Regions from separate parts of the Homo sapiens genome. Here regions 2 and 3 are each linked to region 1. A link is a loop called in an ENCODE intact Hi-C map of the cell type or tissue named here. Cell type or tissue: PC-9. All regions are shown on one strand.

Region 1 (2,500 bases):
CTCCTAAGTGTCTTGAAAATAAACATTGTTGATAGTTTTAGGTTCATCATCAAATCAGAATCCCTGAAGTGAGGCCTGAGTTTGGCGATGGAGATGTGCCCTGGGTGATTCCAATGAAGAGCCACTATCAAGAACCACGGACTTAAATGGCCAATAGAGGTTCCCCACACCCACCATCAATAACTATATCTCCAAAAAGAATGAAACACAATATGTGGCTACAGAGAACTTTTCATAAACGCTACCCATTAATAAATATTAAATCTTGTTTTGTGCCAAATATATATTTTACATTATCAAAGTGCTCAAGAAATTTGGAGGATACAGAAAAATAAAAATGCATGTATATCTAAAAAGTCATCACAAAGAGAATCACTGTTCATGTTTCTTCTTTCCATTTTATTTCAATGCTTTGTCTTTTCTTTTTCTTTTCTTTTCTTTCTTTTTTTTTTTTTTGAGACAGGGTCTCACTCTGTTATCCAGGCTGGAGTGCAGCTGCGCATTCACAGTTCACTACAACCTCGAGCTCACAGACTCAAGCGATCCTCCCGCCTTAGCTTCCCAAGTAGGATAGCTGGGCACACACCATCATGCCAGGTTTGCTTTGTCTTTTAAGAAAATTTATTGACATAGCAGTTATCAGATTTCATATTGGCTCCATACACCAATAGACCTAAGCAGTTTTGTATCTTGCTTTTCAAATTTGCCATTATAATAAGCATTTTTCACTGTTTCATGCTTTAAAAGTCATCTCTGAAAATGAAATGAGGCAAACAGGAACATTTCTATCCGTGATTACACCAAAATAGAAATACAGGTACTTGCAGAGCACAGGCCAACAATATTCTCTGCTTTGGTGTCCATTTAGAATCCTTCAGATCAGCAGGAACTAGAACTTGAACTCAATTTCTGTAGCCACATTCTGACTACATTTGGTGTGTGATGCCCTCTACTGGCTATTCTAGGATGGTGCCTTTTCCGTTTGTAAACTGTGTAAGGACTCTAAAGAAGGGGGTTTAGATTGTGTCCATGCATGTTTGAATGTTCTGTGTCTGTATTTTTATTTATAGGTGTTGCCTTCATGTAGAATTGAAGCTATATGAATACAGGAGCCGGCTGTGTGTCTGTTTCCTTTTTTTTCATTCAAGAAACATTTTAAAAAATCTAACACATGCCAGGTATGGTGCTAGGAGGCTGGAGACACAAAGATGAAATCTCCACCTTCAAGTGGCTCATTATCTTAACTACTGGGAGAGACACAGTCAGGCAGGGGAACCTACTCAACATGCCTTGAGTATTCCAGCAGAAGAACTTGATTCTCTGTAGACCATGGTCTTTCTCCATCTAGAGAAATCATCCTCTCCAGTAAAGTGTCCAGATTTTGGAAAAACACATGTGGCAGAGCCAGGAAGAAATGGGACACCATCTTAACAGGGCAGATCCAGCAAATCAGTTCTGGCAATCAGTGGGGTTGACATGTCACAGCCAGCTTGCTGTCAATATACTTGGTAAATTAAAATTTATGATGGAGTGTAACACAAAAGTAAGATAAAATGAATGGCAATAATTCAGAGTTGTAACTGAGTTCCTATAAGGGAATATACTTCATTTTCCAGAAAAGTGTACTTTATATAATATGTAACCAATGAAGGAAGGTATCAATTACATTTTGAAAGCACTTTGTATTTGGAACTTTACCTTGCTTTCTGGGAAAAGAAATTCATATAAAATGAACCAGTTTTTTTTTTTTAATCTGAGGAAGACCTGGAGCATAGGACAAAGCATTTGATCACTTACATAGTTACCTTATATGTATTAATAGTTCTGTTTGACCGCATTATGCACAATTATATAAAAATCCTCTATAGATTAGCAAAGTCTTTTTTTTCAAACCTGAGGACTCTGATGATGGTATTGGCTCTACAAGGTTGGCTCCATACACCAATAGACCTAAGCATGACTAAACAATATTTATCATAAATATGAAGCCAGCAATTGCTGGTTGTATGGTCTTGAGTGAGTTACTTAACTTCTCTTCAGTTTTCCTTGTTTGGGAAAGGGTATAACCTACCTTATTGTAAAGAAATGGGCTTGTAAAGTATCCATCAGAATTCCTCAGTAGAGCACAGTAGGTACATCAAAATGACAGAGATGCAAGCTTAAGCCCTGGAGCCAGGCTGACTGGGTTTGAATCTTGGTGCTACACTTCATTAGCTTTGTGACTTTGAACAAATCTTTACTTTTCTGGGTCAGTTTCCTCATTGATAAATTAAGGATGATTATAATACCTACAATCATAGCATTGTTGAGCAGATAAAATGAGTTAACACCTGTAAAGTGCTTCGGAACATTTATGAACATATAGGCCTTAATAAAGGTTAATTGTAATTTATATTGCTATTCCTTTCAGCTTTTAGAGACACTTGCATCTTTTTGTAGTTCTATATTAAAACCAGGGAGAGACATCTTCCCGTGTATAAAATAACATTTCATTCAATGC
Region 2 (2,500 bases), 180 kb before region 1:
TTAGATTTACCTAAATTTACAGAAGCCACTAACTGGTGGGACTAGGAATAAAACTGACATAAGTCTGTGTTTAAAGCCCTTAATTTCCGTGCATCATTTGTAAAAAGATGACTGGAAGGGGTCTTTATTTTATTTTGAGACAGAGTCTCGCTCTGTCACCCAGGCTGGAGTACAATGGCGTGATCTCGGCTCACTGCAACCTCTGCCTCCCCAGTTCAAGCAATTCTCCTGCCTCAGCCTCCTCAGCAGCTGGAACTACAGGCATGTGCCACCATGCCCAACTAATTTTTGTATATTTAGTAGAGACAGGGTTTCACCATGTTGGCCAGGATGGTCTTGAACTCCTGACCTCAGCTGATCTGCCCGCTTCGGCATCCCAGAGTGCTGGGATTATCACAGGCATGAGCCACTGCAGTGGGCCAAGGTCTTTATTTTTGAACCTTGCATTTTCTATAGCACTTTGTAATTTTCAAAGTATTTTGTGAACAGTATCTTTTCTCGAATCTCTTAATAATTCTGTGAATAAGGCCGAAAAGGCCTCTTTCCCATTTTGCAGATGAAGAAACTAAGGCCCAGACAGGTTAAATGATTGACCAAGTTTCCAGAACTAGTAAATATTGGAACACCAATAAAAATGTAGGTCTTCTGACTCCTGTCCCAGTGTGAGATCCGTTCCTCTCACCACCTCTGCATATAAGCAAAGAACCATGTGCTGGAAGAGACTTGAGTGATCATGGAGTCTACAGATCTCATTTTTAATTTTCAGAAACTAAGATCCAGAATGGGGGCATTCCTTAACCAAGGTCACCCAATTATCCAATAACAGAACTGGCCCCAGAAATCAGACTCTCAATATTTGCCACTCTTTCAAAAAAAAAAAAAGAAGAAGAAGAAGAAGAAATTTGTAAGCAAAATCATCATCATTAAAAAGCATTTGAGGGAAACATTTTGCCAGTTGCTTTGGAATCATGAAAGAGGAAGCTTCAGGATGAAGCATCATTGGTTCCTGAGTTCTATCCTCAACCTGCACAGTATTTACCAAAAGATTTTGTTTCAATAATAAATTTGTTCATAAGTCATTAATATTATGCCTGTAAAGTCATAAAGTAATTTTTCCTCGGTGTTGATGTGTAACTTGCTATTAAAGATGTTTTTATGTAGGCTACAAGAGCCTTCAAAGCACAGTGTGTCTTGCATTAGAAACTTGAACTGTGCAGACAGAATGAGTCATTACAGCATCTGACACTAGAGGGCGCTCCGTGAGAAGGCTGGCTACACAAGCAGGAAGCCTCCTGGAGCAGCTGGAGACCAAAAAGGGAAGCCAAGAAGAGAAGAAATAAACAGTAAAAAGATACAGTATTATCAATGGATCCGATGTCACAAGCCACAGGATGGGCAATGAAAATGGCTGTGTCTGTGTGGGTCTCTGTATTTTGGTTTTGGTTTTGTTTTTGTTTTAATATAGCATTAGTCCAGAATAGGATTTTCATGTGGATACCATTAAATCCTCACAACCTTGAAAAGTAGGTATTATTAATCTCCACTTTATAGGTTAAGAAATCAAGGTTCAGTGAAATTAAGTGATGTGCCCAGGGTCATAAATGCAAAAGTAGTGTACTATTAACTCCTACCAATAGCATTTTCAAAGCAATAAGGCTTTGATTACTGAAGAGTATGTAATAACATCCTATTGTCTAATAAATGCCTTTCAATTGCAGAATTCCTTAGAATTTCTTTAGTTAAAACTGTTATTCCAAAATAAATAAATAAATAAATAAACTGTTATTCCACAACCTTGTCCTTCCATTCTAGCCAGCACAGTAATTTTTTTTTTGTCCATAAATATTTCATTCTGGATTCTCTTAAATGACTTTATTCCAACCTCACTTACTAGAAACATCCTCTTTTCTTCCTCCTCCTCTGAGACCACCTAACCTTCATGCCATAGGGTCTGCATTGACACCTCCTGTGGCCCTTACACCTCTCCTCTCTGATCCTGACTGTAGGGACTTCTTGAACCATAGTAGGTGCCAGATAAATACTGGCTGACAATGGTTCTCAAACCTTAATAGGCATCAGAATCACCAAGGGTGCTTGTCAAACTTGAAGATATTCAGAACTTACCCTAAGAAATTATGATTCTCAAAGTCTAGGATCGTATCCTTGCATATTTAACAAGGATCTTGGCTGATTCTGACATAGGTAGTCTGTGAACCTCATCTTGGCAAAATACTTCTTGTTGCATTCTTCTAATGATATGATTTGCCATTTGTTACTACTACTTGAAACATTTTCTCAAGCTGCCACACTTCTATACATTTTGTTTCTGAAGGGTGGAAGCTCTTAGAGGGCAGAGACCTCATTTTCTGTTCTTTCCTATTCTTCCCTTTCATAGCCATCAGATCCCCATTGTGTTGGCAGTTCCCAGGCACTTCTCTTCACCTACACCATAACTCTCTCCCCATGCCCTTTACCTGTGTAGCTCCCACCCCACTTCATG
Region 3 (2,500 bases), 140 kb before region 1:
TCACGCCACTGCACTCCAGCCTGGGCGACAGAGCGAGACTCTGTCTCAGAAAAAAAAAAAAAAAAAAGAATTTGTGATCATTGTAGGAATTCGCAGTGTAGGGGAAATGGTACAGATTTTATAATCAGGAAAGACCTGTATTCAGTTCTCCATTTGACCACTTTCTGCCAGAGCCATGGGAACAGTTTTTTAATTTCTCTGACCCTGTTTCCTCACTTGGGAATATGACTTTTGCAGATCTGTTGGAAAATATTAAGGCCAAGAGGGATTTAAAATGAGATGTTGTCTAGCACTGAGTAGGAGCTTAATATCTATCCGTTCCTTTCTGCTTCAGTCAAAACTGAGCTTCATATGTAGAATGATTATTGTTTGTATTACATTCTCCATTTTGAGTATGGAACCATGAATGCCAACAGCTTGATAATAAAAGGAGCCGTTTGTCAAGAGACAGTCCTGTAAGCGCTTTTTAACCTGGTAGACTGTGCATGTAAGGGCAGGCAGGTTACAAATGCGAATCCCCATAGCCAGCACACTCTACATACAGCAGATTCTTAAGCCATCTGTGTACTCTTTTTAACACTGTACTGAAGTCCACTTAAGTCAGAGTTCAACAAAATGAATGAATGTAATCCCAGGACTATGGAACTTCTCTGTGATTACATAGCACAGAGAACTACGGAATCATTTTCTGGAAGAATGCACCATGCGATTATGCTCCATGTGGAATTGGTATATATAAATGTTGGTAGACTGTGAGGATGAGGTTGACAGGTTGATCTGAGTAGAGACCCTAGGAGGAACCGAGGATACTATGTAGTTTTGTTGTTGTTACTGTTTTGCAGTTCCTGGCTGCTCTGTGTTGGCAGCTGTGTGCACGCTTTCTCTTTTGAGCCAGCGAGGCACAAGACAAGTAATTTCCCATCTTGAATCTCTCACAGCTGCTGAGCTGTAGTGGATATACTGGGATGTGGCTATGAACTTTAAAAATTTGCATAAATCCAGCCCCTACTCCCCTGCAAAGGCTCAGTCTTGTCTTTACACCTTCCCCGAGGTAATTATTTTCTGGGGGGTAGGGGTGGGGGTTGGGAGGGTGAAGAAAGGAAGAAAAAGAAGGCCGATCACACTGGGCACCGGCGGAGGAAGCGTGGAGTCCATTGATCTAGGTACTTGTGGGGAGGGGAGAACCCGAGCAGCAGCTGCAAACGGAAGGGCTGTGAGCGAGCGGGCGGGCGGGTGGCTGGCAGCGAGGCCACCAGCAGGGGGGGCCCGGGCCGAGGCCGCGCCACCTCGGCACCACGCGGGCAGCCGGTGCGGCGGGGTCGCCACGGCCAGGGGAGCGCTGGGTGCCCACCATGGCAGTTATGCAAGCGGTGACCCCCTGGTCTTGCCTCCCCGCCGCCCTGCACTCCTTCCTCCCCGCTGCCGACACTTGGATCTCTCTAGCTCTTTCTCTCCCCTGTGTTTTCAAACAGGAAGTGCACGGCTGTCTATAACGTGCTGCCGGGTCTCAGGATGGAGGAGTGAAGTCTCCTGTCGCCGTGGTTCCAGCCTCCGGAGCTCGCCCAAGCCGCGTCCCCAGAGAGCGCCCTGAGAGAACAGGGTGGCCGCTTGGTCCAGGTGCGCGGGGTCGGGTCTGGGTCCAGGGAGCGGGTCGGGAAGTCTGCGGCACGGAGCACTGCTAGTGTCGGATCTGCATCTCCAGCTCTGTGCTGCAGCTTCACTTGCCCGCCCCCCACCACTGGCTTCTCACCCGGGGTCTCTGCCAAACTCTGGCTGCTGCCGCCCTGGGTTCGGGCCGGCGGAAGGCCCTGGGCGTGCGCTGCGGAGCCGCCTGCGAGGACTCCACTAGGGCGCTTTCCAGGCTGGACTGCCCCGGGCTGCGCTGGAGCTGCCAGTGCTCGGGGAGTCTTCCTGGAGTCCCCAGCTGCCCTCTCCACCCTCTCCTCCAGCTGCTGCTGCCTGAAGCAGCAGCTCTTTGTTCCTCCCTTACTGGTCTGGGGTCATACACATAAATGTCCTGGGAGGCAGGGTGGTGGGAGGGTAAGGGGTTGGGACGTAGGGAAGAGGAAGAAGATGAGTTGTGGGTGAAGTGTAAGGTGGACAGGAGAAAAGAATCTTAGTGTCCATGCTCAGAAATCAGCTCTTCAGCTGCTGAAACAGAGGACCCCGGTTCCTTGGTTTCTGTTTTGGGAAAGCCAGGCCATGCCAAACAGAGGGAATTAATGATGCAGGCACACACCGGAAAGGTAGGGACCAGGAATGAGGCACAGCAGCGAGTTCTGAGATGTTTAGTCTGGTGTCTGGCTTGTTAACTCCACTGTGGTTTCTGAGCCAGGCCTCCTCGCTGAGACAGAAGGTACTTTAACATATGAGCCAGGCATCTTTATTAATTCCATTTGTCATCAAAGTAAAATTGAGAGTGACTTTTCTCAAATTCACCAGGTAGATTATACTTTCACTTCCACATCGTGTTCCATCTCAAATGTTCATAGGAGAATAA

What was found. Peaks named below come from ENCODE experiments on the same cell type or tissue, not always from the same donor. Only the 100,000 strongest peaks of a DNase experiment are listed, where the experiment ranks them.
Region 2: a loop joins it to region 1, with 8 times the contacts of the local background. A loop is called at or near these places in 109 of 110 quality-filtered maps.
Region 3: a loop joins it to region 1, with 9 times the contacts of the local background. A loop is called at or near these places in 54 of 110 quality-filtered maps.

Annotation. Positions count from the first base shown.
Region 1 is chr1:89,986,447-89,988,946 of GRCh38, forward strand. LOC105378847 (a long non-coding RNA gene) reads left to right here. Exons shown (of 3, transcript XR_001738142.2): 3 at 1-372. It also overlaps the pseudogene RN7SKP272. Among named protein-coding and RNA genes, the nearest start is that of ZNF326, 7.4 kb to the right of the region's middle. In PC-9, CTCF peaks have their summits at 944 (motif pointing left) and 1,151; a DNase peak (open chromatin) is centred at 925; H3K27ac peaks cover 1,026 bases.
Region 2 is chr1:89,803,589-89,806,088 of GRCh38, forward strand. No RefSeq gene overlaps it. Among named protein-coding and RNA genes, the nearest start is that of LRRC8D, 16 kb to the right of the region's middle. In PC-9, CTCF peaks have their summits at 1,245 (motif pointing right) and 1,444; a DNase peak (open chromatin) is centred at 1,253.
Region 3 is chr1:89,842,166-89,844,665 of GRCh38, forward strand. It overlaps LRRC8D (leucine rich repeat containing 8 VRAC subunit D), which reads left to right. Exons shown (of 3, transcript NM_001134479.2): 2 at 1,473-1,617. Among named protein-coding and RNA genes, the nearest start is that of LRRC8D-DT, 22 kb to the left of the region's middle. RefSeq lists silencers at 405-699, 1,223-1,442. In PC-9, CTCF peaks have their summits at 1,263 (motif pointing right) and 1,462; DNase peaks (open chromatin) are centred at 1,046 and 1,496; H3K4me3 peaks cover 2,059 bases; H3K27ac peaks cover 2,500 bases.